Linked DNA regions of Homo sapiens: region 2 is linked to region 1. A link is an interaction called in ENCODE POLR2A ChIA-PET data of the cell type or tissue named here. Cell type or tissue: CD4-positive, alpha-beta T cell. All regions are shown on one strand. Each heading gives the region's core, and the rest is flanking DNA. Links, peaks and the distances in the headings are about the cores only. Region 1 holds the start of LOC105369761 (a long non-coding RNA gene). Region 2 overlaps SPATS2 (spermatogenesis associated serine rich 2).

Region 1 (9,670 bases), core at 905-5,904:
CCTTGCCCCAGTTAGAGCACATTGACCTGGTAGGACCTGACTCCTAGGATCATCTCTTCTGGCCTTGCCCAAGGTGCTGAATTTTGCCCAAACTTCCAGGGGCAGGGAAAACACCACCCAGCAGCCCTCAGCCACACTGCCTAGTGCTCTCCTTCCCCTCAAAAAGTTGTTCTTTGTGCCTGTCCCTTGCTCTGTCCTCCAGGCAAATGGACATTCCTAGGAGCTCATTACCTTGTCCACTTCCCTGGCCTGGAGACATTTTCACCCCTGGATCCCCAGCCCTCTATCCCTTCAGTTAGCCAGAGATTGGGCTAAGGCTTTCAGTTACATTATATAACGTAAACATCAACCCATTTTTTTACAGACAGGAAGCTGGGGCCAGAGAAGCCAAATTCACACTGCTAGAAAGCTGACAGAGCAAGGATATAAACCCAGTTCCTGGCTGCGTCGAAATTAAAGTGCTGGTCTTCACCACCAAACTCCCCTGCCCGCACGACACCAAGGGGTAGTGGGGTGAGACGGCCTCCAGGCAGTCTGCCAGTTTCTCTAACATTGAAGGCTCAGAGGTCAACAGTGCTTGAGGTTCACAAGGCAAAGGGGCTGCCCCACCAACCTAGACCATCCCGGGGCCCTGGTACCTGGTCCAGGGGAGGGGCTGCTGCTACATTCCGGGCCAGACTGGCCCACGCGGAAAGAGAACTTGGGCTGGTCCGAGCCACAGCCGTCTTCAATGCCATCTACTACCCTGTGAACCCAGGTACCAGGACAACAAATCAATGGACAGGCAGCCACTGTGGGGTCATACGGGACGGGATGCCCCAGCGTCCACACACACAGGCTGCAGGAGCGTGGAACTGACCAGGAGCCCAGGAGAAAGCTAACATGGGGTCCCTTCCCCTAGGAGCTTACAGTTTAGCTGGGGGGCCAAGCTTGAGCAGCATGAGATGCAAGAGTTCAGAGCAGCGTGTGCCACACACCACACAGTGGAGTGGGACAGCAGGAGAAAGGAGGAGCACAGAAGGCTTCCTGGAGGAGGCAGGCTTGGCCCACATAGACTAGCGGGAGTTAAGATGGTTAGATGGGCACCTAGGGCAGGGTGCGCCTGCCCAGGGCCTCAGCCTCATCACCACCATCTCTGCCACGGGGGCCTAGGGTCTGCTCACCTGGGGCTCAGATCTGGGGGCACATTCCATGGCATGGGGGGCAGCCGTAGCCCCTCTAGGGCCCGTGGGGGAGCAGAGGGGCCAGCCTCAGCCTTCAAAGCCCCTGCCCTGCCTGGCCTCCCTCTGCCACCTAGACGAGGCCGGGGTGCTGTTCGACGTGGGGATAGCAGCTTGGCAGCTGAGGATGAGGAGGTGCAGCCAGGGGACAGCAGGGGGCTGGAGGGCTCATCAGCTGGGGCTGGGGAGACCGTGGGGCCCTGCTCCCCATCTGTCTCCTTCTCCTCCAGCGTGGACATAAGGGTATTGTCGCCGCTCAGGGAGCTGGTGTCCACCTAGGGATAGTGAGGGACAGGGAATCGGCATGGATGGTCACTATTGTGTCCCACTCACCTCCCCTACCAAGGCTTCATCTACCCTGGAAGGGATGAGCCATCTTTGTTAGAATAGCCAACATCTATTCTAACTGAAGGTCCTATAGATGATACTATCTTTTTTTTTTTTTTTTGAGACAGAGTCTTACTCTGTCGCCCAGGCTGGAGTGCAGTGGTGTGATCTCGGCTCGCTGCAAGCTCCACCTCCCGGGTTCATGCCATTCTCCTGCCTCAGCCTGTAGCTGGGACTACAGGCGCCCGCCACCACACCCGGCTCATTTTTTTTTTTTTTTTTTGTATTTTTAGTAGAGACGGCGTTTCACCGTGTTAGCGAGGATGGTCTTGATCTCCTGACCTCGTGATCCACCCGCCTCAGCCTCCCAAAGTGCTGGGATTACAGGCGTGGGCCACCGCGCCCGGCCAGATGATACTATCTTAATCTATAATCTATCTAAAGCCACCAAAGCCCTGGAGGTGTTAACTACCTCTCAAAATTCTAGCCAAATACGGACACCACCACTCCTCTACCAGGTCCCTCAGCCTAATTAAACTATCCAAGAGAATGCGGCGCTAAAAATTGGTTTGGAATTAGTGACAATCCAGGGAAATTCAAAAGCCCCTCAGAACAATCCTGTTTCACCATGAAAAAACACAGGGGGCCACCAGGCTCTCTTCAGAAGCAACCTGAAGAGCTGGTGCCTGTCTCTGCCCTGCTCAGCCCCTGACCCCCAGGAGCCACCCCTCCCTGTGCCAGCACTGATGCATTCATCTACCTTCACTAAGATTCCTCTGGACAGGGTAAGGCTGCCTCAGACAGGCCAAGGAGAGCTGGCAGGGGTGGCTGCACATGCTGGGCTGGGCACATGAGTGTGGAAGGGCAGAGAGGGTGTAGACCCCTGCCCAAGGTGGGAGCTTTCATACCAGGCCACACTTCACACACAGCTCTCCACCATCCCCAGCCTCTGCCCACTTCACCAGGCTCCCTGGCACCCCCATCCCCTCCAAGCACATACTCAGCACACTCACCTCTGCAGAGCCTCCCCCAGCACCCAGGTTGTAGCTGAGCTCCCCTCGGAGGCCACGACTGAAGCGCGGGGCAAACTCGGGGTACAGCGCAAGGCTGTCGTGCAGGCCAGCCAGCTGCAGACACTGCAGGACGCAGTACGTCAGCCCCTTCACGTCGGCATTGGCCTTTACCACCTGCTCCCGCCGGGGCAGCTCACAGCCGATCAGGTCGCCCTTCCCTGGGGAGAGGAAGTAGAGGTCAGCAAGCCCTGAGAGCTTCAGCCATGAGGAGAGAAGAGGGGGCTGCAGGTTGCTGAGATTCCCTTCAGAGCTGGGCTGGGCCTCTGTAGCTGAAGCCTTGAAGCCAGCAGAGAGAGGAGCAAAGAGGCCTGGGACATGGCCTGACGCCTGCAGCCTGTCTCACTGGCTCCCACATGGGCTTGGGGTAAAGAGCTCTGTGACCCAGGCCCTCAAACACATTCAGGATCAAAACCACTGTGCCAGAAAACCTGAATTATAGCCCTGAGAGAGACTGAACATCAGTTCTAGTGTTTCACAGCTGGCTATGTTGATTAGAATCCCCTGCAAAAGTCAGAACAAACACCCAGGCCCTATCTCTACCTACAGCGTCACAGTATCTATGGGAGACCCCACAGTCTGATTGTTTTTAAGTCCCACAGGTGATTCAGATGCAGCTTGTCCAGGAATCAGTGTTTGGAACCAGCAAATTAGAGCCCTGTGTGGCATAGGGAAAATGCCAGGCAGCCAGGCTTACCTTCCTGAGCCCTAGCTGCCTCTGCTCTACAAGAGATGCTGCATTTAACTGAGTCTAGGGAATATTCTTGATCTCACCAGAAGGGGTCAATGGAGGTTTTCCCACAGGCAGGTTAAGACTGCCACCTGGCTGACAGTAATTATTAAATGGCATCAATTAGAGCCTGCGGTGTAATCTCAGAGATGTTAGATTGGGTAGGGTGGGTGAGATGTGTGTCTTAGAATCAATGAAATAGGGTGTGTCTGTCCAGGGACATGTTGAGGCTAAATTAGAGTTAATGTAGATAAAGTGCCTCACACAAAGACGACCAAAAAGAAATCATTTTCTTCCTTTCCCTCCCAGATAGAACCCCCTATAAATCATTCCTGCCAGGCACAATGACTCCCAGCACTTTGGGAGGCCATGGCAGGAGGATCGCTTGAGCTCAGGAGTTTGAGACCAGCCTGGGCAACATGGCAAAACCCTGTCTCAAACAACAACAACAACAGCAGCAAAAATTAAGCTCGGTGTGGTGGTGTGCACCTGCAATCTCAGCTATTCTGGAGACTGAGGTGGATGGATCACTTGAGCCCAGTAGGTCGAGGCTGCAGTGAGCCGAGATCACACCACTGCACTCCAGCCTGGGCGACAGTGAGACCTGGTCTCAAAAAAAAAAATTCATTTCCAACAGGGATAGGCACGCAGTCCGGGCTTGGGCAGAGCACTCACTACCCTCAAGGCAGCTCAACCACCGCCAGGCAGTTCAGACTGTTAGAAAGTGTTTCAAAAAGGATGGCCCTGCTATGGACTACCTCACACTGCCAGCAGCACACACTGAGCTCACGTCTCCTCTACATGTTCCTGGACTTTTGCTCCAACTTAAGTATAGAATGCACCCCAACTTAAGTATAGTTTAACACTTGATTTTCTTGGTTTCAGGCCATCCTTCTGGGTCGTTTTGAGTGCTGTTTGGATCTCAATGTGATCATCTGGGGAATGTGCTCTCTTTTCATTGGCGTCATCTGAAATAGAATAAGCACGTGCTTCTTGTCTTCATCTAAGAGGTGGGAGAAAATGAGAAACAGGACAGGACCGAGGGCAGAGTCTCAGGACCAGAGACTGCCCACCAGGTGCAGCTCATCAAACTACTTCCTTCCTCACAACGGACTTTGCGTATGCTTAGCTTCCAGCAGTTCATCAACAGAGGCAAGCGCCAGAACCCAGAGCTGCCTGAAGCAGACAGGATGCACTTGGATGTTCGAGTAAAAAGGTAGGTGAGGAGAGGGTAGGTATGAAGGCAAAGCAGAGAACCCGACCATGATTGGGGTCGGGGAACCAGGCATTCACCAGGGCATCTAGAGCCTCCAAGTCAACAGGGAAGTAGTTCACCCAAAACATATAGAAGGTGACAGGATGGATCAACGGTGGCATAAGTCCTGGTGCTAGGGACATTGTAGAGGCAAAGGCCCAGGGCACAGGCTGTAGCCATTCTTGTGGCACTGAATACTGCACACTGAACATGGCTATTCTGAGACGTGGTGCCTGGCACCAGCAAAGGCATGCTCTGAGAGGACCTGTGCCAGCTCCCAGCCACACAACTCCCTCGGCTCCAGGCTGGAAACCATCTGTTTCGTAATCCACTCGTCAATCCTGCTTTGGGTTCACCAGTCTACAGTGGTGAAAATCTGTCCTTGTGCCCTTCGGAATCTCTCCAAGGATTGCCAGCTACACTTAACTGGCATAACTCCATTTTCTCATGCTGGCATAAACCGCATGTAGGCACCAAAGCTGGACTCATGAAAGATGTAAAACAAAGGGTGTGAACAGCCTGTCCCCACTCTTGGGGTCTAAGACCCCGATGGCATTTTTTTCCTCTTGTTTCCAGCTGGAAGGTCATCCTCTTCAAGGGAGCAAGGATGGACACACAGTAGCTGCGTCTGGTGACACCGCCCCACCTTCCTGGCCCTTTCCTGCTTCTCATCTTGATTGTGGATTGCCAGATGAATGAGAAACCTCAGCCCCAGGGCTTCAGCAGTCCCCACAGTGAATCTACACGTGCCTTGGCTGCCTGAGGATTCGATGTCGTCAGCAGTGGTCAGGTCACCACCTCCCCACATGTACAAGTCCTTGACTACCCACACCGGTCACATGTTCCCCGCCCTCTAGGGTCACGGTGATAGTCTCTTGCAGCCATAGAGCTCTGCTCCTCTTTAGTGGCTTTTCTTTTTTTTTTTTTTTTTTTTTTTTGAGACAGAGTCTCGCTTATCGCCCAGGCTGGAGTGCAGTGGTGCAATCTTGGCTCACTGCAGTCTCCATCTCCTGGGTTTAAGCAATTCTTCTGCCTCAGCCTCCCAAGTAGCCTGGATTACAGGTGTCCACCACCACACCCGGCTAATTTTTGTATTTTTAGTAGATACAGGATTTCACCACGTTGGCCAGGCTGGTCTTGAACTCCTGACCTCAAGTGATCTGCCTGCCTCGGCCTGCCAAAGTGCTGGAATTATAGGCTTGAGCTACCGCGCCCGGTCCTTTAGTGGCTTTTCACAGACACAGCCCCATGTTTCCCTGAGAGTTAGAATGTGCTCCCAACTCTCCAAATCCTAGAGTGCAGGTCCAACCCTCCTAACGATGGCTTCCTCCCTGCCAGTCCCAATTCCCCCCAGAGCACCTGGGAGCCCTGTGGAAGAAGCATGAGACTTGGCGCCAGGTGGATGGGGCTCCAGCCCCGGCTGGCCGATTCCTAGCTGTTCATTAACCTCTCTGACCTTGGTCTCCTGCTATGCAAAATAGGAATAATGGGTTTTGTGAGGTTAGAGTGAGACAAAGCAGTAAGGAGCTGGGACAGGGCTAGTCACGCTGTGAGCCCCCTGTTATCAGCACTACTATTGTGTCCATTCCACACCTGCAATTTCTTCATCTGCGTCTAGGGAACTGATTTCCTTTTTCACCTCCTTCTTTTCCCAGGAAGGGAAGTATATACACTGTAGATACCATTTCATCAGAATGAGTCTCCCTGACTGTTTGGAGACTGAGCTCTGTCACCCATCTGGGCTCTGGGCCTGCTCTGTGATCTGCCTCAGGAAAGTCACATCTCACTGTTCCTGGGGGACCACAAAGACAGCTTTTGTTCCTCCCCTTTTTAGCCCTGCCTGACACTCTCCCCAGCACTTCCATCCCTAGCTTCTGATTTTCCTCCTGAAGGAAGGGCAGCTCCCCTCTGTCCCCCATAGACTGGCTCCTTTCAAAGGCTGGCCCTCCACTCGCTCGGCCCCAGGGACACCTGCGAGATCGTGTCCACCTACTTACGCTGCCACCTTGCAGTCACTGGGGCTTCTCTGAGCTTTGACCAGGACTCCATAACTACTCCTGACTCCACCCTGGCTGTTTCTCTCTCAGTGGCCTTGTGGAGGTCCCCTCTCCAGGTTTTCCACAGATCAGGGCCATGGTCTCACACACACGTGCCCCCACGCCCTCTCTCCCACCCTCACAAACCTAGGATGGCGAGCACGGTGCCACCCTTGAGCACCTCCATGGAGCCAGAGCAGACAAAGTAGAGGGCCTGCAGGGCATCGCCTTGGTGGATGAGGTACTCGCCCGGCGTGCAGAAGGCGGGCCGCAGGGCCAGAGACAGTGCCCGCAGGCAGCCGCGGCTGGCCGCCTCAAACAGTGGCAGCTGCAGGACCTCCTTGTGCAGGTGCATGGCGATGTCTGCGCGCAGCTCGTCAGGGAGGCTCTGCAGCAGCTGCAGGTGAGCAGGTGCGGGGGTGGGGGGGTTGGGAGTGGCAGAAGAGGAGGTGGCCTCCAGCCAGCCCCTCTCCACCCTGGCAGGCCTCAGGAACAGGGGAGGCATGGGAGGGACCTGAGGCCTCTCTCACAACTCCAAGCTCCACACAGGGTGGCAGCGAGGGGGCTTCCTCCACCTCCCTCTCAATCACTTTAGCGCCCAGAGCAGCCCAGCTTCCCACCTCAGTGAGTACCAAGCCCCCAGACCTAACTGCGGTTCAGAGGGCCCTCCAAGCCTTCTTAGCTGCCCTCTGTCCCATGCCGCTGTCCCCTCAAGAGAGAAGGGAGGCACAGGGGCCAAAATTCTGCATTCATCCTCCCCCACTCCTGATAATTCTAGGCTATTGCAAACCCCCTGAGGGAGCAAAGGCTAGCAGGCCCAGCCCCGGAGGCCGCACCTCGGTGGTGTCGATGCCATTGTTCACCGCCCAGGTGGCCTGGAAGTACTCCAGCATGCGCTGCTTGAGGGGCTTGGGGATACGGTGGATGCGGATGTAGTCGCGCAGGTCGCGCGTGCGGCTGTGGTACAGAAAGCGGCGGGCGTACATGCGCTGGATGATGGCCGTCACGTTCCCAAACACCACCGCGTGCATCAGGGCTGGGGGAGGGTGACGAGAGGGGGTCACCTAGGGGACCTGGCCCGGCCTGACACCACGCTGGGCTCATCTGTCCTCGGCCCGCACGCTCCTAGGCAAGGCCTGAAGGCCGCTGTGCGGGCGAAGTCTCCCCCACCCCCGGCCTCGGGTTCCGCGGCCACCTAAAGCGGAAGAGCCCCCGGCCTCAGGCCCTCCGGGGAGTGGGACGGCGCCGCCTGCGGGCAGAAGTCTGGGAGTGGCCCCGGGAAGACGCGCGCGGCCGGGCTCACCGCCGATGAGCATGGTGCAGATGGAGAAGATCTTCTCGGTGTCCGTGTTGGCGGACACGTTGCCGAAGCCCACGCTGGTGAGGCTGCTGAGTGCGAAGTAGAGGGAGGTGATGTAGGCGCTGCGCAGCGACGGGCCGCCCAGCAGCTCCAGCCCCGTCCCGTTGGCCTCGCTGCTGCTGCTGCAGTTGTCACTCTGGCCGGAGCTGTTCCCTCCAGCTGGCCTCCGGCCCACCAGGTAGTAGGGAGTCTCCAGTCGGCGGGCCAGCTCCTGCAGCCAGCCTGAGGGGGGAACAGCAGGGCCTGAGCAGGCAGGAAGACTGTGGGCGAGGATGCCGGGCCCTGGGGGTGGGGACACGCAGACACAGACCCAGCCCCATGGCTTCCCGCCGCTTTGCCCCTTCACTGCCAGCCTAGCACACCCCTCTCCACCCCCTCAACCCTCAGAAGAGTCTGCCATTTCCCCAGCCAGCTCCTATTGGCACTGAGGATGACACAAGGGAAATCACACCCCTTCCCCCATGGCTGGCACCCATCCCAGGTAACGGGCCCAGTCGGAGGGCCTGGCTGGCGTGGGCAAAAGGACTGGGGTGCTCACTGCATTCAACCACAGCCTCAACCCCAAAAGATGGATGGTGAGGCCACCTCCGCCCTCACCTCCACCTGTCCAACGGGACTCCTCTTCCTGCATTTCTCTGAGCCCATCAACTCCAGAAGGCCCTCCCTCCCCTCCCCATTCAGTCTCATCCATCCCCACAGCCACACAAACCACTCAGCCTCACACACAGGTGCCAAGCACGCCTGCATGGACATGCACACACACTGTTAAGGCTATGTGTGTGCCCCACACAGTCAAGAAGACAAGGACACATGTATGCCCCTTACAGGCGCCTCAACACAGCCACTCACTGAAAAGGCTGTGCACACTTGGGAGAGGGACAAAGGTACACTGGTACCTACACACTGTCACTCAGGCAGAGGGTGAAGACACACTTTCGTGGACAAGAGCACACAGGCGAATACATTCACACAGGTGCGCGCGCACACACACACACACACACACACACACACACACACACACGTAGTCACAGGCTAGACCGGGCCACGGAGCAGAGGCTGGATTGCCCCTCAGCCCGAAGTTCTCCACCTGGCCTTGGCATGGAGTAGGGTTGTGCGCTGAGGTCTCTCCCAAGGCTGTGTGCTGGGAGTCACTCTTGAGCCTAGCTGGAGGGTTGCAGGAGCTCTAGGGTGTTGGATGGGGGATCCCAAGATCCACAGAGGTCCTGGCAGAGCTGGGGGCCATGGGGTGCAAGGGAGAGAGGGCGGATTGGCTGATCTAGAATGGTGAGGCAGAGGGTATGTGTGGCTGTGGCTTGGGGTCACAGGATGCAGTTGGACCCCACCTCTCCACTTGTGCCCTGCTCCTCCCACCTCAGCACAGACCCCCTACTCCAGACTCTCCCCAACACTTCAGGCATATGGGTCCTGTGGCCCGCACACACTTGTCATCCACCCACTCATTCATTCAGCAACCTCACACACTGTGTGCCAGGAGCTGGGGGCCCCACAGGAGCTCCCTGAGGGCTCCAGTTCAGAAGGGCAGGTGACATAGGGCCAGAACTACATCTCAGAGGTGCCACACGGCAGGAAGGGAGGGGGGCTCGAACCAAGTGCCATGGGCTAGGGCTAGAAGGCTTCTGGAAGAAGGGACATTTGTGCTTGGTTTCAAAGG
Region 2 (9,670 bases), core at 1,806-6,805, 130 kb after region 1:
CAGGAGAATTGCTTGAACCCAGGAGGTGGAGGCTAAAATGAGCCCATATGGTGCCACTGCACTCCAGCCTGGGTGACAGAGAGAGATTCTATTTCAAAAAAGTAAAAATAAATAAGACCCTTACCCAGTAAATTAAATCAAAGCTGAAAGCCTTCATTTGAATCTAAATAATATAATTCTAACTCAGAAACCCAATCAACAGGTTCATGAAATGTGTCAAGAAGATAAATGCTAACCTACTACACCTGCAGATAATGATGGAAAACAAGAAAATGAGAGGTTGCAAATAAAAACATTCTTCTCATCTTTAAAGGGTTTTAATTATAAGAAAGTCACCAGGAATTCTCATTCCATAATATAATCAGTTTACCAATAAATATCATTTTCATCAGCTTTATAAAGAAATATGAAATGCCAGGCATGGTGGGTCACGCCTGTAATCCCGGCACTTTGGGAGGCCGAGGTCGGCGGATCATTTCAGGTCAGGGGTTCGAGACCAGCCTGGCCAACATAGTGAAACACCATCTCTACTAAAAAATAATACAAAAATTAGCCAGGCACGGTGGCGTGCTGTAATCCCAGCTACTCGGGAGGCTGAGGCAGGAGAACTGCTTGAACCTGGGAGGCAGACCTTGCAGTGCGCCAAGATCACACCACTGCACTCCAGGCTGGGGGACAGAGTGAGACTTTGTCTCAAAAAAAAAAAAAAAAAAACAAGAAATATGAAAAAGATGGCCGGGCATGGTGGCTCATGCCTGTAATCCCAGCACTTTGGGAGGCTGAGGCAGGCAGATCACTTGAGGTCAGGAGTTCAAGACCAGCCTGGCCAACATGGTGAAACCCTGTCTCTACTAAAAATACAAAAATTAGCTGGGCGTGATGGCGCGTCCCTGTAATCCCAGCTACCTGGGAGGCTGAGGCAGGAGAATCACTTGAACCCAGGAGGCGGAGGTTGCAGTGAGCTGAGATCATGCCACTGAACTCCAGCCTGGGTGACAGAGTGAGACTCTCAAAAAAAAAAAAAAAAGAAGAAGAAGAAGAGAAAGACCTAAATTCTAGGCCAGGCACAGTGGCTCATGCTTGTAATCCCAGCACTTTGGGAGGCGAAGGCTGGTGGATCACTTGAGGTCAGGAGTTCAAGACCAGCCTGGCCAACATGGTGAAACCCCGTCTCTACTAAAAAAATAAAAATACAAAAATTAGCTGGGTACGTGGTGGCACATGCTTGTAACCCTAGCTGCTCAGGAGGCTGAGGCAGGAGAATCGCTTGAACCCCAGAGGCAGAGGTTGCAGTGAGCCGAGATCACACCACTGCATTCCAGCCTGAGTAACAGAGTGAGACTCAAAAAAGGAACTAAAAAGGGGATTTCCTCAGGTCAAAATGGTGAATATGAAACCTTTCTCTAAGTCCGCTTTCTCAACAATTGGCACCACTGGCACCAATTTTCTACTTTAATCTAAAAACTCTCCCATAATTGTAAGACTTGATCACCATAAATTTTATTTTGAAAAAATGTTTTCATTTTGAAAAACCAATTAATTTTTTTAATAAAAAAAAGAAACCTCAAATTGGAACAACATAGAATTTCTGGAAATTTAAAAGACATTCTAAGTGGGAAATCAGAAGCCACATGATACCACAACTCCTCTTTACTACTATTAAAAGACAAAAGGTCCTCCAAATTGCTTAACATTAGTCATCAGCAGCAGCTGTAGATGTGGGAGTAGAGGGAGCTCAAAAGGAGCAGAGCTGGAATACATGTTTGTCTCCTCCTATTTTACTGCTAGCTCAGTAGTTAGAGCTGTCTGCGCCCTCCTCCTCGCACAGGTGGCTCTAACCCAAACCCAACTGAGCTAAATTATCCTCAGCTGTATTACTCTTCATAACGGATTTAAACAATACTGATAATTTTATTACCACCCCCTTACACACACATATAAAACTCCGGTCCTCAGCAAGCAGCTCAAGGGATTGGAGGCAGCTATTAGGCAAAAACAAAACCAGGCAATTAGGAGCAACTATATTCACTGATTCTAACCCATAAAGGGAGATTCCAAGCATATAGAAAAAGCAATTTCTAAAAACCTTGTTAACTTAAAAAATAATTAACTGATCAACTGTTATTTAACATAAACCTACTATGTGCCAATACTGATGATAAAAAATTATGAAAGATGGAATATTATTCAGACTTTAATAGTAAGAAAATTCTGACAGGTGCTATAACATGGATGAACCTTGAGGATATTATGCTAAGTGAAATAAGCCAGTCACAAAGAAACAAATACTATATCATTCCATTTATATGAGGCACCTAGACTAGTCAAATTTTACCAAAAGTAGACTGGTAGCAGCCAGAGGCTAGGGGGAAGAGGGAATGAGAGTTACTGATTAATGGGTACAGTTTCAGTTTGGGAAAATGAGAAAAGTTGTGGAGATGGATGCACAAGAATGTGAGTGTATTAATACCACTTCAAAATGGTTAAAATGGTAAACGTCATGTTATGTGCATTCTACTGAATTTTTGTTTTTTTTTTTTGTTTGTTTGTTTGTTTTTTGAGACGGGGTCTCGCTCCTTAGCCCAGGCTGGAGTGCAGTGGCGCTATCTCGACTCACTGCAAGCTCCGCCTCCTGGGTTCACGCCATTCTCCTGCCTCAGCCTCCCAAGTAGCTGGGACTACAGGCGCCTGCCATGGCGCCCGGCTAATTTTCTGTATTTTTAGTAGAGACGGGGTTTCACCGTGTTAGCCAGGATGGTCTCGATCTCCTGACCTCGTGATCCGCCCACCTCGGCCTCCCAAAGTGCTGGGATTACAGGCATGAGCCACCGCGCCCGGCCTGAAATTTTTTTAATTAATGCAATAAGAAAAAAAAAATGAAAGAAAAAGTTGATTTCTTGACCCAGCAAGAAGACTCTAGAAATACTGATCAAGGGGTAAAAATGCAAAGAATACCAATATCATGAAGGTTTTTAAAGAGCTAGTATAGATCTTACAGACATTAAAATTATAAGTCAAAAATATAGATGACCTTATGCCAATACATTTGAAAATTTAGGTAATAAATTTCTTGAAAAACAAGTTACCAAACAGACTCACACACAAAAAAGGAAAATTGACATAGTCCTGTAACTCTAAAAGAAATTGAGGTCATAATTTAAAATTCTCTCATAACAGAAAGGGTTTCATTTCTTATTTATTTCTGGTAGGAATGTAAACTGGTACAACTTCTTTAGAATACAGCATTATTTTGTAAAGTAGTACACTTGTCAATCCTATGATCCAGAAATTCAAGTACAAGAGAAATTCTTGCTCATGGTACATTAGAAAACACGTAGTATTCATAACAGTTAAGAAAATGGAAACAACCCAAATGCCATTAACAAGAGAATAAACTGTGATGTATTCACTAAATGTCTGTACTGCTGCAAAAATGTGTCAACTATATGCAATGATATGGATTAATCTTAGCAATATAATGTTAAGTAGAAAATTCCAGATTACATACAACATAAGATTCTTTTTTAATAAAAAATACAACTAATGCTAAAACAATATATTATTTAGACACACATATATATTTGATAACTATTTTTTGAAAAGTTTACTTTGGGAGGCTGAGGCAGGCAGATTGCTTGAGCCCAGGAATGAGACCAGCCTCACCTTTTAAAAAACTTTATTGTTTGCCATAGGAGGATGTGAAGTAACTGATTCTTACATATTGCTAGTGGGAGTATAAAAATCTGTTTAGCAAAATCTACTAAAACTGAACATAAGCACACCCTATGACCCAGCAGTCCACTCCTAAGTAATACCCAACACAAATGCATTTATAATGTGTACTAAAAGACATGTACAAGAATGTTTACAGCAGCATTATCTGTAAGTCCAAAAACCAGAAACAAACCTAAACATCAATCAACTACAGAATGGATAAATTGTAACACATTCACAGAATAGAATATGATACAGGCTGGGCACGGTGGCTCACGCCTGTAATCCCAGCACTTTGGGAGGCCGAGGCGGGAGGATCACGAGGTCAGGAGATCGAGACCATCCTGGCTAACACAGTGAAACCCCGTCTGTACTAAAAATACAAAAAATTAGCTGGGCGAGGTGGCGGGCGCCTGTAGTCCCAGCTACTCGGGAGGCTGAGGCAGGAGAATGGCGTGTACCCGGGAGGCGGAGCTTGCAGTGAGCCAAGATGGCGCCACTGCACTCCAGCCTGGGTGACAGCGAGACTCTGTCTCAAAAAAAAGAATATGATACAGCAATGAAAAAGGAGCTACTGATGATACAACAAGGATGAATTTCAAAAGCAATGCTAAGCAAAGAATGTCAGGTGCAAAATAGTGCATGCTGCATGTTTCCATTTATATGAACCTCATAATCGAACAAATCTCATCTATTGTGACATAAGTCAGAATACTGGTCTTGTGATATAAATCAGAATACTGGTCAGGGAGAGAATCTGGGTCAGAGCACAGGAGGGCTTCTAGGATCCTGATCTGAATAGTGGTTATATGGCTGTGTTCAATGTAAAAATTCATTACGTTGTACCCTTAAGGATTTTGCATTTTGTGTGTATTACACATCAAAAAAAAAAAAGTTTACCAAAAACAAAGAAAAAAACTAAAGATGTCCTTTTACCTCTTACCTTCACAGTTTAACTGATGCTATCCATTACCCTTAGCATGAATTGACTAACACCCCTAAATGAACACTGGTAGGCTAAAAGGCAACACTGGCGTACACGCAGGCTTTTCTCTTCCCACTATGCAATACTTACTAAGAGTCTAATCTATTTGTTGTTCTCAAACCTACTTAATGCCAGTTGTGCTCATAATTACAATTACATAATTGTCATGAAATATTAATACTGGCTGGGCATGGTGGCTGACACCTGTAATCCCAGCACTTTGGGAGGCCAAGGCAGGCAGATCGCTTGAGGTCAGGAGTTCGAGACCAGCCTGGCCAACGTGGTGAAACCCCCGTCTCTACTAAAAATACAAAAAAATTAGCTGGGTATGGTGGCATGCGCCTGTAATCCCAGCTACTTGGGAGGCTGAGGCAGGAGAATTGCTTGAACCTGGGAGGCAGAGGATGCAGTGAGCTGAGATCGTGCCACTGCACTCCAGCCTGGGCAACAGAGAAGACTCCGTCTCAAAAAAGACAGAAATATTAACACTTACATGGCCGGACGTGGTGGCTCATGCCTGTAATCCCAGCACTTTGGGAGGCCAAGGTAGATGGATCGCTTGATCCCAGGAGTTCGAGACGAGCCTGGGCAACATAGCAATACCCCATCTCTATAAAAAATGTAAAAATTAGCCAGGCACGATGGCACACGCCTGTAGTCCCAGCTACTCGGGAGGCTAAGGTAGGAGGATCACCTGAGCTGTGATAGCACCACTGCACTTCAGCCTCTGCAACAGAGTGAGACCCTGTCTACAAAAAAGAAAAGAAAAACAAAAGTAAATACATCAATAAACTATAAGAAAAATTATTTCTTTAAAAACTAAACAGAAGGCTCTAGAAGACTGAACCAATACAAATTATTTTTAAAACTGTCCTCAATTTAAGTGTGGGTGAGACACATATACAAGTTGGGAGGGAAATTAAAAATCTAAAAAAAGGGTTTGTACTCATTGCTTCAAGTCTCTAAGAGTTCTCACTCTGCTTAAAAAAACCGTAAATAGAAGTTGCAAGAATGTATCACAGGGTGTAATTAATGCCAAAAATATGAAGAATTCTAATCAGCAAACTCATACTAAATACATCAAAGATTGGTGAATAAATGTACATTTGTTTTAAGCTAAAATAAAATACTATGGGCCAGGTGTGGTGGCTCACTCCTGTTATCCCAGCACTTTGGGAGGCCAAGCGGGAGTGGATCATCCGAGGTCAGGAGTTCCAGACCATCCTGGCCAACACGGCGAAACCCCATCTCTACTAAAAGTACAAAAATTAGCTGGGCGTGGTGGTGGGTGCCTGTAATCCCAGCTACTTGGGAGGCTGAGGCAGGAGAATCACTTGAATCTGGTGGGGGGCGGAGGTTGCAGTGAGCCAAGATCTCGCCACTTCACTCCAGGCTGGGCAAAAGAGCAAAACTCCATCTCAAACAAACAAAACAAATAAAAAATACTATGGTACGTATGTATCATTTTTTATTTCCTGCTTTAATCAACTTTCCCAATTAACAGTAAACACTATATAAGATATAATAGTAACAGATAAGAGAACTATAATCACAGAAACTTTGCCCTAATAACTTTTGGCAAACTAATACAATCTACTAGACAGATAAAACAAAAATACTAACTGTCAACAAGTCTACCTATTATAATGACAAAAGATAAATCAAACTGACCAAAGCTGAGACTGTTGTGCTTAAAAGCATATGCCTCTGGGGCCACATTAGCTATTCTCATTAATCAAAAGGGCACCATGGTTCCCTATGCAGGTATGTTCTGGTTAATATCACAGATGTCTCAGAAGAAGATGGCTGCTGAACGGACTACATGGGGCTGAGGAACAAAGGTCTGAGTATCACTGAAGTAGAAAAATAATGGTCTGAGTTTGTTTTTTTTGTTTGTTTGTTTGTTTGTTTTGAGACAGAGTCCCGTTCTGTTGCCCAGGCTGGAGTGCAGTGGCAGGATCTCAGCTCACTGCAACCTCCACCTCTCGGGTTCAAGTGATTCTCCTGCCTCAGCCTCCCGAGCAGCTGGGATTACAGGCGCATACCACCATGCCTGGCTAATTTTTGTATTTTTAGTAGAAATGGAGTTTCGCCATGTTGGCCAGGCTGGTCTCAAACTCCTAACCTCAAGTGATTTGCCCGCCTTGGCCTCCCAAAGTGCTGAGATTACAGGAGTGAGCCACTGCGCCTGGTCTGAGTTCTCTTAATAGAAAAAACAAGAGATTTTTACTAATAAATTTGCCCTCAGAGTTAAACTTTTCTCCGTAACATAATATTTAAAATGCCTTCCCTGACTCTGATATAAATCATAGGTTTCTCAGAAAAAAACAATAAAATTCATGTTACACAACAACATCCATTTAGGTGAATTTGGGTACGACAGTTACTTACAGGGTTTCTTTAAATCCATTGATTGAAAGCATCAGAGGACTCTCAGTGATAGAACTTTAAACTTTCTCATTTCATTCATTATTCAACTAATATTCATTGAATGCTTATAATTTTCTAAGCTTTGTGAGAGTTTGGGTGGGAGGATGATGCTCTTTCAGTTTCATGGAAGAATTATGGTATATCAGAATGCAAGGAGGCTTCAATATGAGAGCAGGTTGTGGAAAAGTGGGGACCAAGCCACTTAACTATTCAACTGTTTGACAATAAAGGGATTTTAAAAAATAGAGTATTAGGCCAGGCGCGGTGGCTCACGCCCGTAATCCTAGCACTGTGGGAGATCAAGGCAGGAGGATCACTTGAGGTCAGGAGTTCGAGACCAGCCTGGCCAACATGGGGAAACCCTGTCTCTACTAAAACTACAAAAATTATCTGGTGTGGTGGTGCGTGCCTGTAGTCCTGGCTACTCGGGAGGCTGAGGCAGGAGAATCGCTTGAACCCATGAGGCAGACACTGCAGTGAGCCGAGATCGCACCACTGCACTCCAGCCTGGGCAACAGAGACTTCATCTCAAAAAAAAAAAACAAAAACAGTATTAACCAGAGTGCTAGCAAGGCAAAGCAAAAGGGGTTTTCCCCCAAATAGGGAAGACTTTTTTCTTTGAAAAGGGATGAGGACATAAAACATAAAACAGAGAAAGGTAATACTTATTGGAGTAGAAAATAAGGGAGGAGCAACATACAAAGGTAATCAAAGACCAAATTAATCTTACATTCACATAGTCACAGTCAATTAAAAAAATTTTTTTTTTTTTTTAAATAGGGTCTGGTTCTGTTTCCCAGGCTGGAGTGCTGTGGCACGGTCTTGGCTCACTGTAACCTCCATCTCCTGGGCTCAAACGATTCTCCTACCTAAGCCTCCTGAGTAGCTGGGAATACAAGCACACGCCACCACATGCAGCTAGTTTTTGTATCTTTTGTAGAGATGGGGTTTCACAATGTTGCCTTGCGCAGGCTGATCTCGAACTCCGGAGCTCAAGTTCAAGCGGTCTGCCCATCTTGGCCTCCCAAAGTGCTGGGATTACAGGCGTGAGCCACCATGCCAACCCTAATCTTTATTGAATGCTTACTATAGGCCAGGAACTATACTAATAATGCAATTTTATATGCATTATCAAAAATCTTCACAAAAACTCTGTTAGGTAAAAGAAACATACTTCTGAAACAAACAAAAAGACAAAAATAACTAGAGGGAAGATTAAGGAGGTCATACCAAATGACTGCAACTTTTTAGTTATGGAAACAGAAGGAAAAAAAAGCAGGAAGGCTTGAGGGCTTGAGAGGAACAGATAAGAAACTAACATTTACTGCCTACTATGTGCCAGCCACTGTAACATCCATTACATACATGTCATGTAATTCTGTGAAGTACTTATCATTCATTTAACTGAAGAACTTGAGGTTTGCGAGTTTCCCAAGAACAAAGAGCTGGTAAGTGGTGAGGTGGTGATTCAAACCTAGCTCCATGAAACTACAAATTATATTTCTTTCTGCTATATCAACATCAGGAATGTGCTAGAGAATAAATATGAGATGAATAAAAAGATCATAAAGCAGCAAAGGCCCAGTTAAAATCACACAGCATGAAATTAGAGCAGATAATGCCAACTCTGTGCCCTCTGCTCCCTGAGTTCAGCCACCCAGGTAAAAAGCATTTAACATTAGGAAGTTGCCTGAATTGCAACGAATTTATATGTACATTTAAGGACTAATATAGGGCAGAAGAGTTTTACCTCCCTTCAAATTATCATTATTGTTCTTTACAAAAATGAATACCTACAAAATATTAGGCACTGGATAGCTTACAGGACTTGCTACCCAAATATTTGAAGCTACAGTTTAGGTAGCGTACATAGTCCAAATTCAACACTAATCTGAGGAAGTATCTAATGTCAATCAAAATATCAGAAAATATCCACCTAAGAGTAACTTTTCTTTGTTTTCAAAACTGACTTTATTTAAATGAATAGGCCCTAAAACTAACAGACACTGGATTATTGTCAAAAATGATAACACAGATCTGTTTACTTCACCTTTTTATGATGTAGGGGAAAACCTTTTAGACTTTAAAATGGACCAGAATTAGGCATCTTCGATGGAAACTAGGCATTGCATAATGTGTACCCTTCCTAGTTATCTGATTCTGTGGGATTTGTATCCCTCATGGTCTTTGAGCTATTTTACAACTGTAAATTGTAGATAAGTGGTAGCAGTGCAAAGGTTGTTTTTTTTTTTTTTTTTTTTTTTTTTTGAGACAAAGTCTTGCTCTGTTGCCCAGGCTGGAGTGAGTGGTGTCATCTCCACTCACCACAACCTCTGCCTCCCAGGTTCAAGAGATTCTCCTGCCTCAGCCTCCCATGTAGCTGGGATTACAGGCGCACGCCACCATGCCCAGCTAATTTTTGTATTTTTAGTAGAGACGGGCTTTTGCTATGTTGGCCAGGCTGGTCTTGAACTCCTGACCTCATGATCCGCCCGCCTCGGCCTCCCAAAGTGCTGGGATTATAGGCGTTAGCCACCGCAC

What was found. ChIA-PET counts read pairs that join two places held together with the same protein. Peaks named below come from ENCODE experiments on the same cell type or tissue, not always from the same donor. Only the 100,000 strongest peaks of a DNase experiment are listed, where the experiment ranks them.
Region 2: POLR2A ChIA-PET joins it to region 1 with 10 read pairs; 4 of 35 experiments call an interaction of 5 or more read pairs at or near these places.

What each region holds. Positions count from the first base shown.
Region 1 is chr12:49,547,445-49,557,114 of GRCh38, reverse strand. KCNH3 (potassium voltage-gated channel subfamily H member 3) reads right to left here. Exons shown (of 15, transcript NM_012284.3): 8 at 7,942-8,220; 9 at 7,475-7,674; 10 at 6,786-7,035; 11 at 2,561-2,778; 12 at 1,164-1,495; 13 at 639-745. It overlaps LOC105369761 (a long non-coding RNA gene), which reads left to right and starts at 3,916. Exons shown (of 3, transcript XR_007063298.1): 1 at 3,916-4,563; 2 at 5,179-5,392; 3 at 6,258-6,834. RefSeq lists an enhancer at 8,760-9,568. In CD4-positive, alpha-beta T cell, for the core only: a CTCF peak has its summit at 3,394 (motif pointing right); a DNase peak (open chromatin) is centred at 3,414.
Region 2 is chr12:49,421,144-49,430,813 of GRCh38, reverse strand. All of the region lies in intron 2 of SPATS2 (spermatogenesis associated serine rich 2), which reads right to left. Among named protein-coding and RNA genes, the nearest start is that of SPATS2, 59 kb to the right of the region's middle. RefSeq lists a silencer at 1,674-1,968. In CD4-positive, alpha-beta T cell, for the core only: no CTCF peak of the experiment used is centred there; no DNase peak of the experiment used is centred there.